2 separate regions of the Mus musculus genome follow, and region 2 is linked to region 1. The links are chromatin loops, found by intact Hi-C in ENCODE. Cell type or tissue: gastrocnemius. All regions are shown on one strand.

What was found. A loop is a pair of places that touch in the nucleus more often than their neighbours do. Peaks named below come from ENCODE experiments on the same cell type or tissue, not always from the same donor. Only the 100,000 strongest peaks of a DNase experiment are listed, where the experiment ranks them.
Region 2: it touches region 1 in a loop (3-fold over the local background); 28 of 42 quality-filtered maps call a loop at or near these places.

Annotation. Positions count from the first base shown.
Region 1 is chr6:129,393,825-129,401,824 of GRCm38, forward strand. It overlaps Clec1b (C-type lectin domain family 1, member b), which reads left to right and starts at 3,473. Exons shown (of 6, transcript NM_019985.3): 1 at 3,473-3,854; 2 at 6,236-6,331; 3 at 7,648-7,773; 4 at 7,918-8,000. The coding sequence starts at 3,791. It also overlaps a transcript of Clec12b not described here. In gastrocnemius, no CTCF peak of the experiment used is centred here; no DNase peak of the experiment used is centred here.
Region 2 is chr6:129,519,307-129,527,306 of GRCm38, forward strand. No RefSeq gene overlaps it. Among named protein-coding and RNA genes, the nearest start is that of Gabarapl1, 9.9 kb to the right of the region's middle. In gastrocnemius, no CTCF peak of the experiment used is centred here; no DNase peak of the experiment used is centred here.

The DNA of each region.
Region 1 (8,000 bases):
TTTAGTGCTGGAAGCTGAGAGGTAAGGATTAGGGATGAGGGCTAGGGTGAGAGGAAGGGCCGGGCTGGGTGAGGGGCAAGGGGCAGGACAAGAGTGGGGATGGGGTGAGGAGTATGTGGTTGGGGCTGTGGTGGTGTGAGGGGTAAGGGTAAGGGATGGGGTGAAGGGTAGAGAGTGGGTGGGGGTGGGGATGGACTGAGTGAGGGGTAGGCGGTGGGGTAGGGGAGGTGGGGGTGAGGGGCAGAGAGTGGAGCGATGGTGGGGGTGGTGAACCGGAACTATTGGTAAAAGGACATTGACTTTGGAGTGAAACTACTGATCATCAGCTACAAAACACTCATTTCGTTTTCGTTTGTAGACAATGTAGCAAGGTCCACAGTGGCCCATGCCTCCTAATGAATGTCTTTTTCTTTCCCACAGTCTCATGCTGCTATGTATCTTGGTGAATCTTATCCACAAGGTTCTGGACTACCTTCCTTTCTAGTCCTTGTCACTCAGATCTGGGGATCTGTTACCCATTCTTTTTCCATAAGTACAGGTGATGCTTCTGGACAACGCCGAAACTTGAAAGACATCTTAATGAGCCAAAAGAATTTGAAACCTATAGAAATGTTGCCACTTTTTAAATGAAATGTGACCATAGTCTTAAATCCCCAGTCTTAAAGAGGTTTCCATGTGTACAATCATCTACTTAGTCAACACATATTGAGTGAGTGGTAACTGTATGTCAATCGCTAGAACGCATCATTCTGGGGGTAAGCAGGAACGATTTAAATATGTGATCAGGACGGGTGGTACAGTGGTTAGAGTGCTGGTCTGACACTCACGAGGCTCTGGAGTTGAATCCCAAACACCAAAACAAGGGAAAATAAATTAAATTAAAAATATATAACTATGCATGAATAAGGTACAAGAGTGTGAACTGTTGTGTAGTAGGTTTGGGGACAACATAATCAATGTCAAAAATCAAGATTATCTAGTCAAATTGCAAGTTTGTGCTCCCTAGGTCCAGTGCCACATTGTCTCCATGAATACTAAGCACTGATGTCAGTGTCTTATAGATAATCAGTATATGACTGAAAAGACATAAACACAATTCACACGACAGTGTTTCTTAAATTCTGAATATAGACTTTCAACAGGAAATATTGAAGGAAGAATTTTGACTTGCTTTACTTTTGTTACAATTTTTTTTTGAATGAAGAAGAGATAGATATTTAAGTAGGAATAAGAAATGTCAAGGTGGGTTTTGTTTTGGATAAGAAATATCTAACCAGACTCTGAACTATGTAAAAGAAAGAAGAAAAGCATGGCTTATCTTTTCTTCTTTGCATTTCTTGGTTTTATTTTTTTTATTACATAACTTAGCTTACATTCATAGTATATGTAAATAGAGTGAATACTATTGGAGGCTTTCTGACCCTGCAGTTCTCCCGTATCTGTGTGTATGATCATAACACTAAATGCTGTGCTTGGAGAATAGGATGCACATAAAGGCAGATAAATATTTAGTGGACTAGAGATCTAGGGAGAAGAAGATTGTGGTTAGAGTAACTGAGGAACCAAACAGTAGTGACAAATTACAATGAGAAAGAAGAAAAGAATCAGCAGAAACAGCTTAACCATGGTTGTAGGAAGGAGTATCATTCCTTTGCTCTGAGGCTCCAGTTTATCCATCTTAGATGTATCTTCTTTTGGTGCTAAAAGGACAGTTCCATGAACTAATAGACCTGTAAAGTAAAGTAAGCCCGGTCCCCTTGTGGTTCTCAAGAATAAACAGGACTCCTTAATAATTAACCCTGTTTTGCAAGCCTCAGAAAATCTGGAAACTTAAAAGCAAAGTAACTATTATATTTAATTACTTCTTAAGGTTTACATAAATTAAAAAGAAAATGTGTACCATAATTCCCCATGTCCTTGGAGCTCAGAGTTACATATTTAATTTAGTTTACTGATTACATTTTTAATGGGATTAATTTCATTTCTAAGAGAATGGAGTGAAACTTTCCTGGAAAAGATGTCTTTAGAATTATAAGCTCGATACCCCCTTTCTCTTCATTAAGCTGAAATTACTCATTCAATTTCATTGTATTATTCTGTACATAATTAAGGAAAGACATTGAAATAAGACAGTAGGGGAAGAAAGCATGTTTGAACTCAGCTTGTGAGTAAAGGAAGCAAGGAAGGAAGAGGTCATCCCAGACTTTGCTGGAAGGCTGTTAGTTAGCATATCCCCCCTCTGCCAGGAAGATGGAGAATCTTTGGCTGAAGTGGAAGCTATGCAAATAGTAGCAGCAATTGGTGAATAGTCTGTTGGCTTCCTGAAATCATTGGAGGTGTGAGTGAAAGGCATTTCAAAATGCAGAATCCTTGTAGTGAGTTGACAAAATTCTGAGAGTGAAGTAAAGAGCACGGAGGAAAAGAAAGAAAGCCATGTAGAAGATACCAAAAAGAGCCGGGCAGTGGTGGCGAATGTGTTTAATCTCAGCACTTGGGAGGCAGAGGCAATCGGATTTCTGAGTTCGAGGCCAGCCTGGTCTACAGAGTGAGTTCCAGGACAGCCAGGGTTACACAGAGAAACCCTGTCTCAAAAAACCAAAAGAACAAGGGCAAGTAAACTCCTGGCAATAGGTCCTGGATGGTCTTCATGGTGAAATATGGAGACTGGATTCTCTTAACAAGGCAGAAGGGCTCTAGCCATAGAGATTTAGCAGAATTACATACTACAAAATTAAATAAATTCTAGGCTAATGACAAGACAGGCAGCAGTCAATATTCCTGCAATAACCACCCTGGCAAGCTCCATATGGTGCTCCTGTAGCTGCTGTCACGGTAAGCCAGTGTAATTATTTAAAGCCCATTTCTATAGAGCTAAATGATGGAGTATTTATGACACTGTGATTAAAAGGAAACCAGCATCCCCCCTCCTGCAAACAGTTCTGTCACTGCGCAAAACTGCACTCAAACTTAAAAGGTGCCGTTGCAATCTAGTTTTATTTAATCCAAGAACTCATTTTAAATATTATCTAAGAAACATATATTGTGATGAGTTTTGTATTTACTTGACTCTTTTTTCCTTCAGTGTCTAGGACTAAGCAATCTGAGGTCTGCTTCACTTGCAGCTCAATTTTTTTTTCTTCTTCTTCTTCTTCTTTTTTTTTTTTTTTTAAATAAAATGACTTATATTGGATGCAAGAATTTAAGTGAACTTTAGGTCATAAAAAGGAGAAGTGCGTTCTATTGTAGGGTTGTAGATGTGTAATTTCACACCGGATAATATAAATGATAAGATTAGACATTATTATATCGTTCTTTTCAAATGATATTAGATTTGAAGTCACAGTAGATGCTGTATTCCTACTGGTACCTTTATCCATGAGTTTTTTTTATAAGGCATCAGTTCAATTACGTGATGTATTTTGAGCTTTCCTAGGGTTAAGATGAAGCGTGAACTTTGTCATTTGACAGGATACTCCCTCAGGACGGAACATCCCTTCACTCAGAGCTGAAGATAAGAGAGCAGGAAACGAGCCCCGCATCTACTCTTTCACCACAAGTTATTATTATTTTTGTTTTTAGGTTCAAGCCCACGTATCTCTGAACATCCAAGAAAGGGCTTCCTGGAAAACAAGACAAAGCAAAACAAACCCCAAGTGTCCTGGTGCATATGGCCCCACACCACCGGGAGAGAAGGAGCCCACACTGGCAGGCACTGAGACTCTAAGGGTGGACATTGGGTGAGTTCTGCAGAGTCACTGAGCTCTGAGCTCTTTGCTGTTCAAGGGGAGCCATGCAGGATGAAGATGGGTATATCACTTTAAACATCAAGCCCCGGAAACAAGCTCTCAGCTCAGGTAAGAAGGCTCATTCAGCAATTTGGGCATTAGTGAAATAGGTCACTCCTATTCTCTGTCTCTCTCCCAGTGACAGGGTGCTTAAACTTATTTGTGTTTTCCTGAATGATATTCTTTTTCTGAAGCATGCAAGTGGGGCCTACAGAAGCTGCTGCAGACATAGTTAGAATACAGGCAGAAAATACAGAAGAGGGAACATTGTACTAAGGCTATTAGAATGCAATACTGGGGTGCTTAGAAGCTGGTAGAACAAAGCGAAGGACAGTTTGAAAACTCAAATGTCTTCACATTTTAAAGGAATACATTTGTTGCATGACTTAATTAGAAAACATGAGAGTTTTTTCTTTTAATGTTCTGGAGGGAAGCGTTTTATAATCTGAAGTCTTTCCTTTCTTTTCTGTTTAAAATGATATAAAGTCTTTGGTTCATAGTGTTGTTCAATATGTAAACATTTCATAAGTTAACATTTATGTAACATAAAAATAATTTTTTTGTCCTTTTAAAAACAACATCAAATTTCTGAACACCAGAAGACCCAGTTCTCCACCAGTTGCCTATGAAAGTAATTGTGGAGGAGAACAGGGGTGCTGAGGGCCATGTAAGAGGAATGACAAATGGCTTTAGAAGTCTTGGAATGTGGTCCAGCAGTTAGCACAGCCTCAATGGGTATGACCCAGAGAGGACTCCATGTCCTGAGGACTTCATGCTGTTATGGAGTTCTGCTCTGCTTGTTGCCCTTCACATCCCTATAAAAACTCTAAGGAGTCCAGCCCCTCACTGGACAGTATCTCTGGCTCTTATAAAATATGCTTGATCTCTTTCAGGTATTTCTGCTCCAGCAGATTAATGATTCAAACACCACCCTAGAAAAGAACTTAAGAGATGTAGATTATCAGCAATGACCACCATCCTTAGAAAACATTTGGAAAAATAAAATTGTTAGTGAATCTAGGTTAAGATGTTTCTGCTACTGCTTCTGATGTAAGAAACCTAAGGGAACAATTTGATGTTCAGAAAAGCACACTTTCATTAGCTAAGCTAAGGGCTTTTTAAGGTCAGGGAACAAGAACAATGGTAGCACTGAGTCTTACTAGTAATAATTGATTTCTTACACCCATTTTTGCCCTCAGCTTCCTAAGATGATTTTATTAAGTAGGTATGTATTCTGAGGGTTTAAAGTAGATATGACTGATTTTTTATATAAAAGTTTAATTTGTGATTCTTTTAAGATTCTTATAAGATTACTTGTAAAGATAAACAATAAAATAAAATAATTAATCTTATTTTTGTAACTGCAAACTGCTGCCTGCTAGTGAGAGAAACTACCTTGCTTGCTCACACTTTGTTAATCTATAACAAGTTGCTTGGTTACAAATGTACATGGGTTCTTGGGAACAATTTGTTTTCTTTGCCTATAATTAGCTACATAATGTTATTTCTTGTAAAGGTACAGGAGAACATATGTTTTTTCATAGTCATTCTCCAGAAGAAAACTAGAATGTCTGTCTGTCTGTCTGTCTGTCTTTGCATGTATGAAGTTACTGAAGTCTGTTTTTTATTTCATCCTCTCAGTGTACATGTATGTGTACATGTATGTATGCTTTTTCTTTCTTTTCCTTTCTTTCTCTCTGGCCCCAGGGATTAAAAGAGTTTAGAGTTTTTTGCTGGCCATGGGGAGAGCCAACCCCTTCTCTCTGTTCCCTCAGAGAGAAGTCTGCTGAGGAATTTCTCTAATCACTGGATGCCTTATATAGAAGTCTCTATCACTATCTGGACTGATCCCTGTCAGCAGCTTCCTGCCTCAGTTTACTCACCCATAGATGCCAAAGCTACTAATTGGCACAGGGATGCAAAAACAAAAACAAAACAAAACAAATCAAAAAACCCAAAACCAAAAAACCAAAACCAACAACAAAACAAAAAAACAGATACACGTGGCCTTGGTAGCCAGTTATATGTTAGAATGGACAGAGAATAAGTCATAGAGAGTGGCAATGGATGGGTGGTATAAATTAAGCCATTCTTATTGAGGATGGTCACTAATGGAATGCAGGTAAGATCAGAGTAGGTTCTTTCCTTCCACCCTGTATTCCAGGACTCAAATCCAGTTTATCAGGCTTATGTAGTTAGTGCTTTACCTGCTAAGCCATCTTAATAGCCAAAGTCTTACTGAGTTTTGATACAGTAACTCATAGAGCCTAGACTGGTACTGATTTTGCTACGTTGCCAAGGCTGCCCTTGAACTCTTGATTTTTCTGCCTCCATGTCCCAAGCTTTCTCACACATAGCTTACAATGCTGTTTATGATAGACTTAGGCAATCCTGAGAAGCCCAGGGTAGCCTGAAAGTCTTCTGTTTGCATCTTTTCTGTGCTCCCACAGCGGAACCTGCCTCTTCTTGGTGGCGTGTGATGGCTTTAGTTCTGCTGATCTCATCCATGGGGCTGGTTGTTGGACTCGTGGCTCTGGGGATCATGTGTAAGTACTGGCTCCTTGCCAGGGTTTTGACCTGAGGGAAGCAACAGCCACGAGGCGTATTATACTAAGCTTCCTAACTGTCTTTGCTCCTCTCTTTGTCACCTACTCTGATTGTCCTGAATACTGCTGCGGATATAACCTCATCAGAGGAAGAAAACTCAGAAGGGAGAGACCCCCTCCTCTTCTGATTCAAATCACTTTTAATTTTTTCCATAGTTAAAATTACTTTCAGAATGTGTTTCTGACATTTAAGATCCTCCTCGCTGTGAATCCGAGCTATCTTTCTTTCTGCCTCTCTGCCTTGCTTAATCTGAGGCCTGAGCAATCTAGAACTTTTCCAGCTTCAGAAATAAAGCCCGTGCCTTCCTATGTGAAATCTTGCTTACTCTAGTCTCTATACAGAAAAGCTACCCCACCCCATTTTATTTACTGACACGTCAGTTTTCTGTTCATGACGATCTAATAATAAGACTTTATAAGGTCATGTCATAATTTGTGCTGCTAGTTTGTTTATTTTCCTGCTCTTAATATATTTTAGAATCCTTTATTCCTTATATTGTTTACATGGATATAAAGGCATTTTAAACACCATAAAATATAATATGCATTCTCTTTTCATGTGTTAGTCAATATATTATTATTCTTAATTTAAAATGTTTCATAAAGATATTGAAAATAAGAAACAGTGTAGCAAAATTAACCAGACTGAAAAGTCTATGTATTTCCCTGAATTTCTATACAGGTGGTTCTCAGCCTTCCTAGTGTTGGGATCCTTTAACACAGTTCCTTGTGTTATGGTAACCCTCATAATAAAATTATGCTCATTGCTACGTCCCAACTCTAATTTTGCTAGTTATGAATGATACTGTAAATGTCTGATATGCAGTATAGCCCCTGTAAAAGGGATGTTTGGCTCAACAGGTCATGACCTACAGGTTAAGAACTGCTTTTCTATATGGTTAGAACAGCCATCTGAACATACATTTTTAGAAGGATTAATTCAATATTATATGTAGAACAGAATACAAAACCCAAGGCTTCTCATCTCTATAAAGCCCGCTTAGAAACCTGTCCAGGAAATATCGGAACAGCTGCCTTAGTCACGTGTTTTTATCTCGGGACTCTCTCATAGTCGATTCACACGCTCTTTTACGCAGTCCTTTATATTTCGCTTTTCAGTGTTGATTGGCTTTTGTGTACCTGGTGAACTCTTTAGCTACCGGCAGGTTTATATAAATGAAAGTTCACTCAAGAGTCGTGCCATCATCTTTCTGACCTTGAGACCCAGATGTAATTTATCTCATTTCTACATCTAGCGGTCACACAGCAAAAGTATCTACTGGCGGAGAAGGAAAATCTCTCAGCGACTCTGCAACAATTGGCCAAGAAATTCTGCCAAGAGTTGATTAGACAATCAGAAATTAAGACAAAGAGCACTTTTGGTAAGTCTGACTTAGAAACCTCATTTCTCCAAGCAATGCACATCTGTCGTGGTAACTGGAGAGAGGTCCACCCAAGCAGGAATGCTGCGGGTGGGAAAAGCTTTGGCTAGGTTTTGTCAGCCCCATACTCGGTCTCACCTTCAGAGCACAAGTGCAGCCCCTGCGCCACGAAGTGGAGATACCATGGAGATAGTTGCTACGGGTTCTTCAGGCGTAACCTAACATGG
Region 2 (8,000 bases), 130 kb after region 1:
CTCGACCTCATCCTCCCACTTCATCCTTCCTGGGATAGCAAGTCTCTATAGGATTAGATTCATACATCCTTTCTCACTGAGGCCAGGCAAGGGAGTCCGCTGTTACGTATGTGCCTGGGGGCAATGGACCAGCCTATGTATGCTCTTTGGTTGGTGGATTAGTCTCTGGGAGCTCTAAGGGGTCCAGGTTAGTTAATGCTGTTTTCTTTCTATGCAGTTGCCATCCCCTTCAACTCCTTCAATCCTTCCCCTCTTTGATAGGGGTCCTGATCTCAGTCCAATGGTTGGCTGTAAGTATCTGTATCTGTCTCAGTCAGCTACTGGTAGAGCCTCTTGGAGGGCAGCCATGCTAGGCTCCCATCTGCAAGCACAACATGGCATCAGTAATACTGTCAGAATTTTGTGCCTGCCCATGGGATGGATCCCAATTTGGGCAGGTCACTGGATGGCCTTTCCTCCAGTCTCTGTTTCATTTTTGTCCTTGCATTTCTTTTAGACAGAAACAATTCTGTGTCAAAAATTTTTAAGATAGATGGGTGGCCCCATCCCTCCACTGCAGGTCCTGTGTATTTTTTTGGAGGTGATGTCTTCAGGTTATATCTCCCACCGCTGAACATTTTAGCTAAGAGTTCTGAAAGCTTCTCACATCTCAGGTCTCTCGGACTTTTTAGACATTGAAGACTTCCCCCTGTCCCCCTATCCCCCTGCAGATGCATATTTCTATTCATTCTCCTGGCCCTCTGGGCTTCTCTTCTGCCTCCCCCTATACCTGTTCCCGCTCCCCATACCCTTCCTCTCCCCTCTCCCATCCAGGTCTCTACTTCCCTCTGCCTCCAGTGATTAATTTGTTCCCCTTTCTAAGTGGGATTGAAGTATCCTCACTTGGGCCTTTCTTCTTGTTAAACTTCATATGATCTTTGAGTTGTATCATGGGTATTCTGTACTTTGCTGGAAACAACCCAGATGGACCTCAACTGAAGAATGGATACAGAAAATTACACAATGGAATACTCTTCAGCTATTAAAGATGAGGACACCATGAATTTTGCAGGCAAATGAATGGAACTAGAAAATACTCTGAGCAAGGTAACCCAGACCCAAAAAGGACACACATCCATTGATAAGTGGCTACTAATTTTCTCGAGATCAAGGATTAAGAGCTGGCATAACAGATGTGCGACACTATGCTCCATCCAGTATATTGGCTTTTCATTGTTCAAGAGGATACTGGCTTGAAAAAGTTAGCTGGTGGATGGATATTAAAAATCCTGTAACTTCTTTCTCTGCTCAACCTAAGACATGTTAGAATCCTCAGTCACGTTCATTACTGTTTTCAAGTTCTTACTCCCTTCTTAAATGGCTTCATCCTTATTTTTTAAATCTCAAGTCTTGGTTCAGTGAAATAACATGATTTCATCCCAATGCCTATGCTTTGAATGATGCTGGAGAAAGATCTCACAGCTCCACTCACCCAGAGTAGGTTCACAGTCTTCAATCTCTCTTGGGAATCTAGCATTAACTCCATATTTACTGTGCTTACTGCTGTACTCCTTCAAATTACCATATTTGAACATATTCAAATTACCATCTCTCTTCTTAACGCATACCCCACTGTCAATCTACTAAGTCTAGGCAGGATCTAGCCCTGGTAAGGAGAAGGAATGAAAGTCATATGTAACCTTCTATCCACCACCCCAAACATCTGATCTTATTCCCTTTTCTGCTTATTGCCATTGAAAGCAGTGTACTTTCTCCTCCCGAGTAACACTACCACTAGTGGTTAATGGTGCTTTATGTGGCATTAGTTCAGCAGGATCTTTTAAAGCAAGAAGGATCATTTAAGGAATACCATGCCAAGAATAGCAAAGAGCCAGCCAGAGAAGAAGCAGCAAGATGGATAGTTTGATTTTCATCTCTCACTTTAAAAAAAAAAATTGAGGACCGGTCTCAGCAAGTTGACTAAGTTAACCTTAAATTTACTCTGTAGGTCAGGCCGGCCTTAAACATACAATCTCTAGCTTCATCCTCTCAAAAAGCTGGGATTATAGTTCTGTACTATTTTGCATCTTTAAGGAAATTGGTGATTTATATTTTTCTTCAGGTCTTTGATGATTACAATGTGACTTTCCTGAAGGGCCAGACACAATAAGAGCCCATGTTTAAAGTCTTAAGATGCTGGAGTCTAAATGGCATCAGGTGATGTCAGCCATATTTAGACACTCAGAAATGGAAGGGGCCTGTTCACTCTGCTGCCTTTCTTGATTTTTTCCATCCCAGCCACCAGCACAGTGGAAGTGCTGCCCACATTCAGAGAGGTTTCCTCCACCTTGTAGCCACTGTCCTACTTGTCAGACCTTTGAGGAATTTCCAACCCCCATTCACACAGTCCTAGACATCTCTTAATCCAGTCAAACTGGCAACTAAGACCAGCCATAATAGTCTATAAAATTGTTTTGTTAGAAATTAAAATCAGTAAATCTTCAAAAGGAAGAGTATGGACTAAAACTGCCCTCTACAATGACAATGGAATGCAGAGATAGGCAGGGATTTGAGTGCCACACTGGGGACAGGAGCATCACAACAAGCTGATGAGTTGGATAAAGAATTGTGCACCTGGAAAAGCACATTCTTAGCCTTTTGTTTGGTAGAACCATGGTTTATTAAATTAATACATTTTTAAAAGCTTTTATCTGGTGGCAAGATGTTAGATCCGGCTTTATCTTGTTAGTAATAAGATTTTAGATCAACATAGGGTGGCGAAGGCAAAGAGAGATGATTTGGGGGGGCTAAGTCTAGTACAAGATAAATTGTACTCAGGCTCTGGATCTACATCTACCTTTGCAGACACATGCTTTTCCCAGGAACTCTTATATATGGAAAAAAAATTTGCTGGTGAAATGTAAAAAACTTTAATCTCAACCAAGAGTGACCTCATTAAATAGTGAGTCAAACAAAGAGAATCAATTTAATAAATCAGTGTTGTTGCAACTGAGTGAGAAAAGACTCAATACAGCATTCCTTCTGGACTCTTGAGACAGGAGGATATACATTTGAAAGCCAACCTCAGAAACTTTTTTTTTTTTGAGATAGAGTCTTACTGCATAGACCAGGTTGGCCTTGGACTCACATAGATCCACCTCCTTCTGCCTTCTGTGTGCTGGAATTTGAGGTGTTCCCCCATGAGCCTGCCCAAGCCCTGATTCTCCCTGGATAGAATAGCAGCCATGGGGAAGCATTGGTGGGGGTGGGGTGGGGGCAAAACTTGGTTTTGTGAAAGTAAAGGCTGCTTTCTATAATAACACTTAGTTGTCTTGACTCTGAATTACTCTGAGGCCAGATGCTGCAGGCCTATGGCAATTAACACTCAATTGTTAAAAGTAGAGGGATTAAGTAAAGGATTTATCCTTTCTTAGGTCAAGCTGCCAGGAGTTCTCACAGACTAGGCTGGTTAACTCTTTGTGAACCAGAAAAGAAAGAAGAAGTCACTCATACAGAAAACATCACACTAGATCAGGCAGAAAATGGCTACATCATCTTTATTTATTGCTTTCAGTCTTTTATATCCTTAATACAATGGATTCTCTGTGTAAGAAAGATTTACCTCATAGATAAAATGTTACATAAAGGTGAGTCACAGAAAAATGTTGATATTAAGTTTAAAGCAGTGTTTTGTTCTTTAAGCTCATTTTAAGTTCAAAGCAACAGTTTCTCATAGCCTTGTCTTATCATAGGCACACCTGTGGCTTCATCCTTGGACCTGAATGCTTTTCCTTGAACACAAATTTGTCCCAATTCTATATCTCTTTTTGATGTAATTATGAAAACTCATTGTATTTCTTACTAATGCAGCCTTTACTTACTATTATGAGGAGTGGCACATTATAGTCTTGATTTTATCTTTATTACATCTTTCTAGCAAAACGACTAAAACCATTTGTTAAAATTTTCTCCCTAAGATCAAATCAGGGATTAGCAATTCATCTAAACAGCATTAATTCATGAAAGTTCATCTGTATATTGACCTGCAGAAAAATTTGCCTAATAATGTAGGCTAATACTTAGTAATTGTATTATTTTAATAATGACAGGAAAGACATATCAATAGCAAGAAGCAATCCTGGGATGAAGGATTTCATGTCAGGGCCTTGGTTCCCAGAGTCCATCCATCGCAGATCATGTAAAAATGGTGGACCATCTCAGGCTAGCCATAGAATCATCATCCACTAGCCATAGGATCTCCTAGATGGCTTCTGACACACCATAGATGAGGTGATCATTCCCCATCCTCCTTTTAGTGTCTTTCTTCCTTTTGCTTCTGCTTTCTTCATAGCTTCTTCCATGTAGAGTATTTACATTACTATGAAAAGAAGGCAGGAAGCATAGCATTATAGAAGAAAAGGGATACATTGTTAGGCTTAGTTTTAAGTGATTTAATGTAGACATTGAAGTCAAAGTCAATGAAGAATTGGTTAATATCTTATTGGCAGTGAATGCCGTGGTGTGATCAATGTTTTAGAAAGAGCTGTAAAGGAGATTTGAATCCCTTGATGACATTCAATGAAAAAGACTTATCTTCTATGGAGAAGCCGAAGATCTCGGATAAAAAAAAACAATGAGGGGATAAAGATTATGGGGTGTGTGTAAAATGATGGCAACTGGCTCTCTTTTTAAACAACATACTTAGCTGTGCCCAAGTTGAAATCTGTCAGAAAACAAAGAGGTTAGCTGTTTGTTCTCAGTGTCTCCCCTCTAATTTGAATCAATGGAGATTCAGCAGCTTTTCTTTCTCAGCCCGCACAAACACAACACAGATTTATTCCATATCCACTAGTGCTTACTCTGAAGTGTCTCAGGGTGACTACAGTTCATTTTTTCACTTCACATTGATCAAAATTATAACTCCTGCAAACACTCAGAACTCAGTCTAGTATGATGCTTGTATATGAAGGAGTGTCCCTATCTACACCATAGGATAAAGTGACCTGGACAGCCCCAGGCTCCACACGTCTCTGGAATCATCAGGAGATGAGAACCTAGGCTCTGAAGGCTATAACAGCCTAGGTTCTACATCTGTCCTTCATAGGCCAATTAAACAAGTATGTAATAGTGAAAGGCAAGGGAGGGAGGTTTGTTCAGTGTGAACACACTGGGAATAGGATAAGAAGGTTCCCCTCCTTCCACCTAAAGTCTATCTTTCATGTTGTAACATGAATTTAGATTTAAATAAAGGACCAGAGGTACATGTGGCTAAGCAGTAGGAATCTACCCATCATCAGTGGACTCCTATCTTTCTTATGGGGTAGTCTGATAAGTTTTCAGAACTGGAGACCAGTTCCTCTTCAGGTAGGCACTAGGCTTCCTTGGCCTTTTGCTCTCCTATCATGAGGTTCTAGGAAAAGTTCCAATTTCTTGGGATACATCATTGCTACGCCCATTCCAGTGAAGTCTGCTTGACAGGCCGAAAGGCCTGGAAGCACTCACGAGGCAAAGAGTTTCAAGGAAATTATGCCTCCTGGAACCTTGGCAATCCTTTGTGCTTCCTTTCAGTATTGTTTTGTTATAGGTGTCACCAAGCAATGACTTGCCAAATACCTAAGCAAAATTGAACTTTGCTTCCTGGCCTTCACCAATGCCCTAGGTAGTCCTTGAGCCGACACTGGGCTTGGAATTCAGTAAGAATGTTGCCTATTCAGTGACATTCAGAATTGCCTCTAGTATTGTAAGAGAGATAGTGAAAGAAATCACGTTTTACTATCTACTACATAGAGTTAGAAATCTCAGGGCAAGCTAAGCAATGTAAGTTTAGAATTCTTATTATAGTTATGTATGGCAGACTATATTACTTATTAGTAGAAAGTCCCCCCACACTATCACTTAGAATAAAAAGCCAAGTTGCTCCCATATACAGGAATTTTCAATGGTTTAGGAAGTAGATCGGGCTGTGATTTTAGAGTATTGCATTATTCATGAGAAGGTTAGCTAGAGCAGAACTCCTTAATTAGAACCATGGCTTGGGCATGAAAGCCCTTGGCCCAGGAATGTAAAGACCTCACACCTGGCTTCTAAGAATATAGATGACCTTAGATAAAGCTGACTTTGTCTCAGTTGTTTTATTGCCCAGTTCTTTCCAGTCTTTGTGTTTGCATTCCTCTGTTTTGTGTTAGAGTCATTAAGTATCCGGTAACCTCATTGTACCTTGCTGATGTGTCACCTAACTTCCCTATTTTCTTCTGTATAAAACGTGTGATGCTCAATTTGACATTATATTCAGATTCACCACACTCCCTTGTGTCGTGTTTGCTTGTCACCTCATTCTCTGTCAACTCCATGTCCACCTGATGGAACCCCTGATTCTCACGGATTGAGGGGGGCCAATTGAGTCCAGTCTGTGGCACATCATGTCAATAGTTTGGTTCTAAAGGGAACTATACAGTGTCTGTTTAGAATAGCTTAATTCCTATAAGGAGGTTTACACTTAGGTATGGGAGAATCCTGAAACAGGCATATACCCATTCATAAGAGGACAGCACAGACTGCTTTGTGGGGAGCTGAGAGGAGGTGAATCGGGCTGTGGTGGGCAGCTCTCTATGGAGGATGAGCAAGCAGACACACAGATGCTCTGTTGTGGTCTGTCTCTGGTCCAGGTCTAGGCTAGGAACTGTACCAGAGATTCTTGCTAAGTTAATTATATGCATGAAGCTCTACCATTCTTAGTAGAGGGTCAACTTAGTAGATATAGCAGGTGTAGATCAGAGTTTAGAAAGGAAGCAAACAGTGCATTGTTTACCAGAGTCTGGAGATCATGAGTTTTGCTTTCCCACTCCTTGGTCAAAATGCATCAGCTAGAAGGTAATAAAAAAGTCAGAATGGAAAACATGCCCTTGACCAAGCAAAGTAGGAAAATAACTTCATTGATTTATGGGTTGTTCCAGAAGCATCAAGTGTTAACTGTGGAAAATATTTGACTTGCTCTGCTGAGTAATGTTGGCTCTCATCCTTCTATTGGCACACATACCTTGACACCATTTACCACCCCAGAATTCCTTACAATTTTAATGTTTGAAAAGGGTACCAGGAAACAACTGTCCAAACTTCAAGATGAGAAATAATAAACATTTAACTATCAAATGAGCAATAGATGATAGTTTCTGTGGCAGATATAAACTTAAAAATTAATAACAATAGTAAATAAATAAGAAAATAATAGAAATTCTAAGTGTGACCTAGGTGGAATGAATCCCAGAAAAGAAGTTGGAATTGGTTTCTATAAAGATAATAAACGTGACCAATAAGCACTTTGGACTTTGCTCTGCATTGGACGACAGCAAATATTTGAAGAAGGAGAAAGTATAATATTACTTTTTGGGATGTGTTTCTCATGAAAAGATGAGTAGCAGGAAGGAAATATAGAAGTGGCATGGACTCTGGGCTATTGGAACACCCCAAAGCAGCACTACTTTAGTTTATATGATGAAAGCTCAAAGTTTGAGAAAGCAAATTAAAAGTTCTCCGAGTTTCAGCTTCTAGATGAAATGCTCACACTGTCCTTATTCCTGCTTAAGTATGGTCCTGGGGCTCCAAGAATATTGATTGCTCAGGAGTTCCACTTTACATATAAAAAGTGTCTCTACCCAGCAGCCTGGGGTGGACATTGGTGATGTAGGTTTTGGTGAGGGTAGGGACATATAGGGTGGGAGAATGGGAGGTAGAGCAGTTGAGGGTGACAAACTGTTCCTTACACTTGGCGACTGGCCCTCTCTTCTCTGTAGTATTAATCATGATGACCATGTAAAGGTAAAGTTGAGCTATTTTCTCCTCCAGGCAGCAGAAAATACAAAAAAAAAAAAAAGATAAATATGGGTTTAATTGGAAGGAGACAAATTGTATCAAGAGACAAATAATTTTGATTAGATCAACATAGTGGGGAGCAGGAAAAAATATAATGGTTAAAATTCTAAAACTGGGCTCTCAGTGTTAAAATTCTGGCTCTGTCTTACAAT